Linked DNA regions of Homo sapiens: regions 2, 3 and 4 are each linked to region 1. The links are chromatin loops, found by intact Hi-C in ENCODE. Cell type or tissue: GM12878. All regions are shown on one strand.

Region 1 (2,500 bases):
GCCATAGTTCTACAGGATAGATTGTAGTGCCCCAAACAGATATCCGTTCCAGGGGGATGTGGGTAACCGAAGGCAGGCCGCTGGCGGCGGGTATCCCGAATAATGATGGGACCCCCAGACAGGACTCCTCTGGTTTCTGCTGAACAAGACATAGAAGTAAGTTTAGGATACAGATGCTTGAAAACCTTTGCACGAAATTAAAATATATACAGAAAGATCATTTTCCCCTTGCTTGGTCACAGTTTGCAGTTCACACGGGAGGTTTCAGTTGTCTATTTTCCCCCTGCCACGTCATGGACACCCCCTCCACTGCTCTGAGTAGCCAAATATGAGTTCCTCTGGACTATTTTTCCAAGCAGATGAAGTCAGCAGTTGCTCCATTCAGGACTTCCATCCATTTGTTTCCAGAGCTGGAAATAGGGGAGTTCCCATCCTCCTCGCGCGGCGGCTGCGGCCGCTCCTCTTTATTCTACTCTCACCCGAGGCCCGCGCCCGTCCCGGGGAGCGGCTCTGCCAGGAAAACGGCCCGACCAGTGCCCGGCGCCTGGGCTGCGTCCGAGCCCACCTTCTTCCCTCGTCGTCGTCTCCCAGACTAAATCCCGGAAAGGGAAAGCGGGATGTTTGCGCCCACCGCGCTGTAGCTGGTCCTGACACTTGCAAAATGGTCAGTGGCTCCTGCTCGGCCAGGCTGAGTGTGTGCGTGTGTGTGAGCAAGGGAGCGAGGGTGTGCGGTGTGCAGGGGGTGCGCTGTGTGTGCGCGCGTCTCCGGGAAGGTCTCGCGGCGGCTGGAGCCGGGACTGACAGCCCGGGCGGAGCGCAGGCAGCTCCACACGCTAAACCTCTCGCCTCTCCCCTCACCCCCACCCCTCCCACTCCCCTCTCCTTCCCCCACCCTCCCCGGCCCCTTCCAAGCTCTCTGATTGGCCAATGGGACAAAAGTTTCTGTGGAGACGGCTGGGCGCTGACGTCACGGGCAGAATTGTCCCATTTAGGGATCCCGGGGGCAGTGCGCATGCTGCAGGCTGCAGGTTAGAGGCAGAAGGAGGTAGCAGCGGGCCCGGCGGCAGCCAGGTGGCAGAAAGGAGCACGCAGCATCCAGGTGGGGGGACGACTCCAGCAGGGTTTCCATGGAGATTCCTCTGGGTCTAGCCTAAAAACAGCAGATCAGCTGACACCATTAGCTCAGGACCTAATTACTGCTTATTGGAGCAACAAATGAGGGAAAGGGCCAGCTGCAAAGGAAGAGTTTTTATCCCCCCACCCCATTCCCCCATCTCCTTTCTCCCCCTCTCTCCATCCCTCTTGAGTCCCGGGTGAATTCTCATTAACTTGCAAGATTCCTGCAACAACAGCTCCCCTTCTCCAGAGGCCACCCCGACTGCTTTTATTCTTTTATTTCCTTCTTTTGTATTAAAAAGAAATGCTAAAATAAATCAGTTGTTGAGTCCTTGAATTTTTGTTCAATACGTATTAGACCATAGAGCTCAGAGAAGACACTGTCCAATGAAGTCACAAGTGAATCTAATACAAGGGACTCAGGGGAAAAATATCACTTTCAATTTATTGAGGTGAATCTTTAGATATTTCACATTAAAAAAATCTTAATATCTTAAATACATAAATATTTGAAACACGCAATTGGACAGAAGATATCCTGAACCACCCTTCTAGTGGGGTATACTTCACAGGAGCAACTCTGTTAAGTTTCCCTTTGTGGCATCAGAGCTCAATTTAGTTAGATATTGGTCATGTGTTTCCTGGAAGTTTCTGGAAAGATAATTGGTCCTGGGGTAGTCATTCAAGAATAAGCTGGTTCTATAGAATTCACTTTCTCATATGGTTATAGTTCACAATTATAGAACTATTTTATGCAGCTTTTCATCTAAAAAGGCATCCCATCCCCTCTAAGCTTTATTTATGTACTTTCAGCCTCCAAAAACCTTCCTTAATCATTCAACTTAATATTAACTTTCTTCTATAATCATCTGTATTGTGTCTTTCAAACATTTTTTAGCCCTGTCTTGTAGTAAGCCATACACTTTACATTGACATGTAGTGCATACATACATTTGTTCTGCAAAAATTTTATGAAAACATCTATTTTATTACCTGCAATATACACTGATATTTGCCTTTTTCTCTCCTGTTGATTTTGTTATTATTATTTGGTAAAGTATAGTCCCAACCAAAAAAATTTATTTTATGACCCAGCAAAGAATGACTGGCAACCTACAATTTGAAAAATATTGTTTTAGATCATAATGACTACACTGCTCCTTTTACCTTATTTATATTTTCATATGAGTATGTTTTGTTGGTCAAATAAAATCTTAATTGGAAAACCCTTGAAAGTTTATGTCTTTTTTCTTGTTTTGTGCAATGAACAATGTGCACAGTAAGTGCTTAATAAATTGAGTTAATAAATTAATGAAAGAAGGAGAACAAGAGTAAGGGAAGGAAGGAAGAAGGTAGGCATAATCTTTGTCCATTCTTGTTGGCT
Region 2 (2,500 bases), 390 kb before region 1:
TTGTTACTCCTTTAGAGAGAGAGCATTAACCTACAGTTCGGAGACATAGACACTTTGTTTTGTGGTGTTGGAACTTAGCACAGGGTCAGAATTTAAAGGTACTGGAAGATATCTCAGTTAACCTGTCTTGCTCATATTAGATGTTTTAAGCGAGATTTTGGAAGCACCTGCTTCAAATCAGTGTATAGTTGGCTTATTTAGCTAATGCTTTAAAAGATGTAGGGCATATTGTTGATTAAAGAAAAAAATTATATACTGGTAGAGGTCAGTATGCTGGTTTATAGGATGGTGTTCTTATCTAAGTAAGCGCAGGGTAATGGGGTAGGGATAGCTTGCTTTATCTTGACATACACGTGAGGTTTGGTAGGGTGAGTTGTGAAACTGGAAGGGACACATGAGGCCAGAAGAAAACATTAAGGTCAGGTGTAACTAATCAGTCTTCTCTATAAAAGAAACTTAGTATCTTATACAATATGCATTTTTAAAATCAGGGACTTTATATATTTTATTATTATATTTATTATATCAGACATGACATTTACTCTATGAATTAAAAGTTAAAGATATTGCACTAAATATGAGTTAATACAAGTAAATATGAATATATGCTATCTCTAATTTTCAGAAGTTTAATTTTTAGAAGTTTAACTTAGATAGCCTTTCCAATTATATTCTTCAACAGAGTGTCAGATGATAAGAACTGAGGTGCAGAGTTAATTATTAAACAAATCACACTTTAAAAATACTTCTACAGAAATAAAAGATTAATTTTGTTTTCAAAACGTGTCCTATATATAGGTTTGCTTTTCTCTTTATTTTACTGGTAGCCATCTTGTACTCCACTTGCTTTGCTATTTATTTACTCTGGAAGTAGAAAGGAATGTGGGGCAGGGAAGAGCAGTTGTAACATGTAATTTACTCCAGCAAAAAGAAAAATTGTGTTTCTTGGTAAAAAAAAAAAAGCTTCAGTGCTCTTTTGCTAGTCCCTGTTTGTCATTACTCTCTCTTCCAGTAGAGGGCAGGATGTAGCAATCTGTGAACTCACACTTCTAAGGGGTTAAATGAGGAGGAGTATCATGCTCATTTCGAGTTGCTGTTTAAGTAATTAAAAAGCTGGGTTTTTTTTTCGTGGTGTATATGATCCTGGTTTCTTCCACTGAATCCCCTAAAGAGATATTGTGATAATTTTCAAAATACCGCATTGCAATAAATCAACACCTACCCCAGTTCTCCTCTAGAATGCTTCCAAGGATTTCAAAAAAGAATTTTCCACCGTTGGCAAATAAGCAAGACAAATTTTGCTATGCATTACAGTCTATATTCAGATGTTGTATTTTAGGACAAGAAAACAATATAAACGTTTATTATTAACTAAGAGGAGCCACACAGCAAATGCTTGCTGAACAGTGACACTTGTGCCTGGCATGCTCCCAGCTCTTGGGCTACAGATGCAAATGGAAGAGAAACTCTGCCGGCAAGGATCCTGCATTCCACTGAGAGGAGAAAAACAATCCAAACAGAAATGGCCAAATAAATAAAATAATTTCAAGCACTTATAATTACTGGAATAAAAATGAAATAGGGTACACAATGTTGGGGTAGCCAGATTATCAGGAAAGACTCTTTGGGGACTGAGAGTCAGTTCCCCAAATTGCATATGGACTGCTTTCCCATAGCACATTTTTTTAGGGTCATGTTTTGGCACTAAGAACAACTTTTCCCATTAAAAGTGTAACATGGTGATTATATCCCTAGCACAGCTCATAAAAGACTCGCAGTCAGAAAACATAAACAAAGTACTGTTTGAATTCCGGATGTCTGCTTTAAACAGATCCCTTGACCTGTCTAACACTCTTCCCCTGCAATATCATGATCATAACAACTGGGAAGGTTATTGAGAACATTAAAGATAATGCACAAGGGAGCCAAGTAAAGTACCTGGCATACAGTAGTGGTGGAGAGCTATAATCTATAATATAATCCTCTAGACAAACATTTTCTATAAAGGACCAGATAATAAATATTTTTGGTTTTGTGGGCCATATCATCTTTCTTGTATCTACTCACTCAATTCTACTGTTATTGCGTGAAAACAACTATAAGCAGCATGTAATAAATGAGCATGGTTGTGTTCCAATAAAACTTTATTTACAATAATGGGAGGCAGGCTAAATTTGGTCCACTGGCCTTAATTTTATGACCCTTGTTCGGAATATATGCATAGTTATGACTATATTGATAAAAGTATAAGTAATTGGAGTACATTATAATGCAATTTAACTCCCAAATATAGCAATAATTGTGTGATAAGAAGCATTTACTGATCTTTTTCAGTGTGCCAAAAATATGTCTCTACTCAGTCCAAGAGATAGGAACACTCCCAACTACCCAGTGTTTTCTGTTATAAACCAGAAGAGATTTACTGCCTGGGCCATCCTTTCCTCACAGGAGAGCTGCTAAGGGATAGAGTGGGGTCTCTAGGGAGAGAGCTGGGTGCTTT
Region 3 (2,500 bases), 66 kb before region 1:
TTAAGTATCCCACCTATCAGCTTTAAAAAAAAGAAATAGTTATCTTGCATTGTTGGGATTTTCTAAAGAGGTAGTATCAAAGTCAGCTGAAAAGGCTTGTCTATTCAAACTTGCAGAACTATGTAAGGAAACTCATGATTATCAGTAGCAAAAGCTACCGGGGTGCTTTCAGAGAATGAAAGCTTTACCATATATACACTCAACAGAAAAGAAATTTGAGAGCAAGGGGTTGTGACCAACAGTAGTTCACAGAGCCTGCCAGGGTATGGCTGGCAATTCAAGATCACAGATGCCTCCATTTGCTCTAATCAGGGAGAGTCTTTTTTACTAAGTGCATTTACGTCGGTAGTCAGTAGAGATGCATCTATGCACTAAATCTTGCACCTGAGCTGAGTGTAAGTAGTCGAATATTTAATTTACCCCCCACCCTCGAGTTCAAAAACAGAGCCATGTGGAAATAAATCCCCTTGCAAAGTCAAAAACTGACCTCAAACACAGATGGATTAGAGCCCAGAAAAGAGATTTTAGCACTGGCATATAGAACTGGAAATGAGATGGGAAAAGAAGGGGTTTCTAAACAGCTCGTTTTTACGTACTATGTATCCCAGATATCCTGACACAGAATTGTTCTACTCATTTGTCAAAAAGTGTTTATTTCAGGGGTGCTTAGCAGCAAGAGAACATTCCTATAAATAGCTATATATCCTTCTAATGAAAACTAGGGATTCTACATATCTGCTGTAATACAAGAAACACGCTACTTTTAAAATATATTTCTTCTGATAATTAAATAGGGCCCAGGACAGTGTTTTGTAGAATTAAACCAGCTGTCTGCTAATAGAAGAGGCGTGGCAGACGGTATAAAAGGAAGCGTTTTCCATCCTCTAGACCATTTACTCTGGAAGATGCTGAGATACAAAATGTAGAATGGAAAGCCAAATAAAGGCAGGCATGGTAATGGAACAAGGACAAATGTTGGACGTCTGCCCTCTCACTTCCTGTTTGTGGGAGACAAGCGGTGGCAGCTGCTGGGTTAGAGTCCCTGGAAGAGATGCTGGGGCAAAAGAGAGCTCGGGTTGCTGTTTCTACTTCAGCGGCGGCGGCTGGAGCAGCGGGTACAGGTGAGGTTGCCCTGGCGGTGTCCATAGCAACGCTGGAGGGGGTGGCAGGGAGAAAGGCGCCCTCCACCCTGTCAGCCTCCTCCTCGCCTCCCCCGACCTGCAGGCGCGCTAAGCGCTCCGGGCGCCGCGCTCCGCGAGGGGGAGCAGTGCTCCCAACCCGCGACCCTCCGCCTCAGACATCACAGTTGCCGCGGCAACGGCCGGAGGAGGAAGGCCAAGGCTTTTCTCCCGCTGACGTCCCCCGCCACCAGTACCCAGAGTGCTGGGGCCTGGATGAGATCTGCGTCCGCTTCACCCGAGCATGAGCTTGGGTCTCTCGGAGGAGCAGGAGACGCGGGCTCGAAGCCGCGGGCCTGACCCTGATCCGTGGATGCCGCCGCCGCCTTCTCCTCCCCTGGGTGGTGGGGGACAGGGCCTGGGAGGCACGGTCACGCCGAGTTTGAGCACGTGACCTTCCAAGAGCTTGAGAGTCCCCTAGAGAGCAGGCCCCACCCCAATCCATCCCGCCTCGCCGGAGGGGTCCCTCTGGCTTTAGTCCTTCTCTTCTAATTCCCTGTATGTCCCGACCCGACCAACGGCAGCACACTCTCCCAGTCCCTTCACTCCCACCTAGAATTATCTTCGAGGACTATAACGCCGGATCCTTTCTCCCTTTTTTCTGCCCTTCCCGGGTGTCTGGGGAGCAAAGGAAGGGTCAGAGGCCTTCAGAAAAGGTTGCCCGCTCAGACAAGACCAGAGAGCACCCAGGACCCGACCCCGCTCGCTGTAGGCCTCTCAGCGGGAGAGGGATGCGGGGAGGGGAGTGGGGTGGGGTGGAGTTGTCAGCTGGCCATATCCAGTCATCCCTGGCCAGGTAAACTAAGTGCTCAGTAGGGGCACCCGTAATGGACTTCAAAATTGCATACAGGAACAGATTTTGCTCAGAGCCCAACTGAATCCTGTTTTTATTTACTGGAGCAAAACAAACCCAGGCGGAGAAGGGTGTCTTTTCTGGCAGCTAAGTCAACGGGGACTCTTGCCTCGCTTTCCAATATATCAAAAGGAGGAAAATTTTGCAAGAAACTCTATTGTTCAGCTGTAGACAAAGAAAAAGGCAAAGAAACAACTTTTCAATTCTATATGGATTGAAAAAATGAAAATTTTTGAGGGCAGTTTTTCTAAAGTATACAAAATGGACCTATCCTCCTCTTGAATAATGTTTAATATTTTATTGCTGTAACTAGGGCTTTTCATGAAAAAAGATTTTATTGTGATATTTCAATGTAATTCTCAAAATTTTTAAATTAAAAAATATTGTAAGTAATAAATGTGTTTCTGATTATATATATTATATACTTGATTTTCCAGAGATTAATGGAGATGCTTGTGAATCTATGTAT
Region 4 (2,500 bases), 97 kb after region 1:
ATCAGAACAGGGGTAAGGGAATGAAGTTATGAGAAAGCCACTATTTTGAGATAGTATGCTGACCCCTGGGGTATCCACACCTACTCCCAGTCATTCAATCAAATGCAAATCTGGATTCGCTGTGAAGGGGTCTTGCAGTTCCACTGAAGGACCCATGCCAGTTAATTTTAAGAAACGGAGGGATTATCTGGGTGGGCCTGACCTAATCAGTCTCATTAGCCCTTTAAAAGCAGAGAGATTTTTTATTTTTCTCAAGCAGGCCACAGAGGAAGAAGTCAGAAACACATGTTCTTCTGGGCCTGGAAAGAAGCAACGCTATGCTGTGAATTTCCAATAGGAGCCACATGGCAAGAAATTGTGAGTGGCTTCTAGGAGCTGAAAGTGGCCCCTAGCTGACAGCAGGAAAATGTGGACCTCAGTCATAGGACCACAAGGAAATGAATCCTGGCAAAAACATTGAGCTTGAAAGCATCTTGATGTCAACGCTGTGATAATCTGAGCACAGAATTCCACCATGCCATTCCCAGACTTCTGATCTACGGAACTGTGAACTCATAAAAGGATATTTTTAAGCCATTAAGGTTATGGAAATTTGTAACATAACAGTAGAAATCTAATATACCTCTATGATTAGAGAAAATAGTAGATAATTTAATAGTTGTTTCTTATATTGAAAAATACTTCTTAGGCATTCTACTTATAATTTCCTCTTCATGTAGCTCAGCTGAAATGTCATTCTCATCCACAGTTTGAGATAGTACACTGGCCCCCGGTGTACACGTACCTTCTGTTAATTATGTACTATAAATCACCAGGTCAGCCTTTCTCCAGGTAGGCAGAACTGGACCTTTCTCTACCTTAAGGCAATTTCCCTCAAGGGAAAAACAGAGGATCCCAGGAGGCAAAACACAAAACAAGACGCTGCTATTTCAGAGCATTCTCTACCCCAGGACTGTTTGCTTTGTGGAGATTGGGAGTCTAAATTTAAATGGCCTCATACAAGAACTCTACCCATTAAACTTTGTTTTTCTTTATCGCAGTAGTACATTTTATTTCAAGATGGCTACAGCAAGTGAGCAAGCTGTTGGTCAGGAAGCTGGGGTGTGCTGAAAATTCCCCGGTGATTCATTTATAGAGAGAATGACAAGAGTTCTGAATGGACAAGAGGGGAACGGTGGCCACAAGAAAGCTCTGGGAGTATCATTAAACCAGTTTCCTTATTGTTCAGAACCGGACAGGTTCCACCTGGTCTTCACTCTTGGGTCCAGGTGGCTCCAACTGCATGAACCAAAATAAAGGGCATCTGCAGGTTTTCCAGAGGGAGAATGACGCAGAGAGGAGGTAGAGAAAACATTAAAAAGAATATTTATTTTCTAGGACCATGGAAAGCTGAGTAGTGAATTTTATTTTTAACTTCATTTTTTGATCAACCCTTTTCTTGAAAAGAAAACGCTAGCGATTTCACTTAAGGCACAACCAGAGCGCCACCATGTGGTGCAGTCTTTATGGACGCACGCGGGCTTAGAGTGGGTTTGCAGACTGAGAAAGTATTGCAAGAAAAAAATTGTACATCGTGACAAAAGCCAGAAAACTTAATAATAAAGATCATGCGTGTTTTCGAAAGTTTGGTGATAGCCTTGTTTTTTTTATCATCGTATTTCTAGAAGGTATGACAATGACTCTCACATTTAAAACTGTGTAAGGTTATCACTGGTGTCATTTTTAAAGTGAAGTTATTTTGTTTAATTGCCTTATTTAAAAAAACAGAACCGAGCTAACACTAGCACACAGGAACAGAAAAGTATATGCTCTGCTTCATGAATACTCACATTTTTTTGCAAATTCCTCATAGAGATCAGCTGGTATTAGTGGATTTCTAGATTATTTGTTTGGTTGTGAGGTTGCTGTTTGTGAGCAGATAGAAAAAAGGTGATCTCATTCATCAATTCGAATAATGAGTTCAATCATGTTGTGTCCTTGTAACACTCTGCTTTAGGTTAAAATTCTGGAAGAGAGTGCGTGATTAGCTTTTCTTGATCTTCTGACCAACCTTTGTCCAGGGGCCCTGACTTACAGTCTGGCCAAGACTACATGCAATGAAGGGTAGTTCACAAAATCAAAAGTAGGCTTAGAATAGCAAGGAGGTAGGCAAAAGCCAGCATATGACAAGTGTGCTTTGTGTCATTTCAGGGACTAGTTTATCCCTAGATATCACTAGGCACCAAACGTATGGCACACATACATGTCCTAACTCCCAGTGTCTGCTTACTGAATGATGCAGAGCATCCTGAGCTGCCTGAGATCTTCTGGTCCATGGACATTCTGCCACTATGGGCTCCTGATCAAAGTTTAATCTCAGAGTCACTGAGGTCACCTGCCACTATATTATAAGCTTCCCAGAAGCTCACACAGTATCTGCTTTCACTGTATCTTAGGTCCATTTCTGGCCCGAAGATATTTGTGTTTTGTTTTTATGCTGCATATTCAGGTATTTCAATGG

What was found. A loop is a pair of places that touch in the nucleus more often than their neighbours do. Peaks named below come from ENCODE experiments on the same cell type or tissue, not always from the same donor. Only the 100,000 strongest peaks of a DNase experiment are listed, where the experiment ranks them.
Region 2: a loop joins it to region 1, with 4 times the contacts of the local background. A loop is called at or near these places in 2 of 110 quality-filtered maps.
Region 3: a loop joins it to region 1, with 4 times the contacts of the local background. A loop is called at or near these places in 7 of 110 quality-filtered maps.
Region 4: a loop joins it to region 1, with 7 times the contacts of the local background. A loop is called at or near these places in 6 of 110 quality-filtered maps.

Annotation. Positions count from the first base shown.
Region 1 is chr18:34,224,079-34,226,578 of GRCh38, forward strand. NOL4 (nucleolar protein 4) reads right to left here and starts at 835. Exons shown (of 11, transcript NM_003787.5): 1 at 1-835. In GM12878, a CTCF peak has its summit at 1,061; no DNase peak of the experiment used is centred here; H3K27me3 peaks cover 120 bases.
Region 2 is chr18:33,838,632-33,841,131 of GRCh38, forward strand. No RefSeq gene overlaps it. Among named protein-coding and RNA genes, the nearest start is that of ASXL3, 260 kb to the left of the region's middle. In GM12878, a CTCF peak has its summit at 1,015 (motif pointing right); a DNase peak (open chromatin) is centred at 1,073.
Region 3 is chr18:34,157,990-34,160,489 of GRCh38, forward strand. The region is part of intron 1 of NOL4 (nucleolar protein 4); the gene reads right to left. Among named protein-coding and RNA genes, the nearest start is that of NOL4, 66 kb to the right of the region's middle. In GM12878, a CTCF peak has its summit at 1,258; no DNase peak of the experiment used is centred here.
Region 4 is chr18:34,321,395-34,323,894 of GRCh38, forward strand. All of the region lies in intron 1 of LOC124904280 (a long non-coding RNA gene), which reads right to left. Among named protein-coding and RNA genes, the nearest start is that of NOL4, 98 kb to the left of the region's middle. RefSeq lists an enhancer at 1,020-1,079. In GM12878, a CTCF peak has its summit at 1,496 (motif pointing left); DNase peaks (open chromatin) are centred at 1,137 and 1,447; H3K27ac peaks cover 1,054 bases.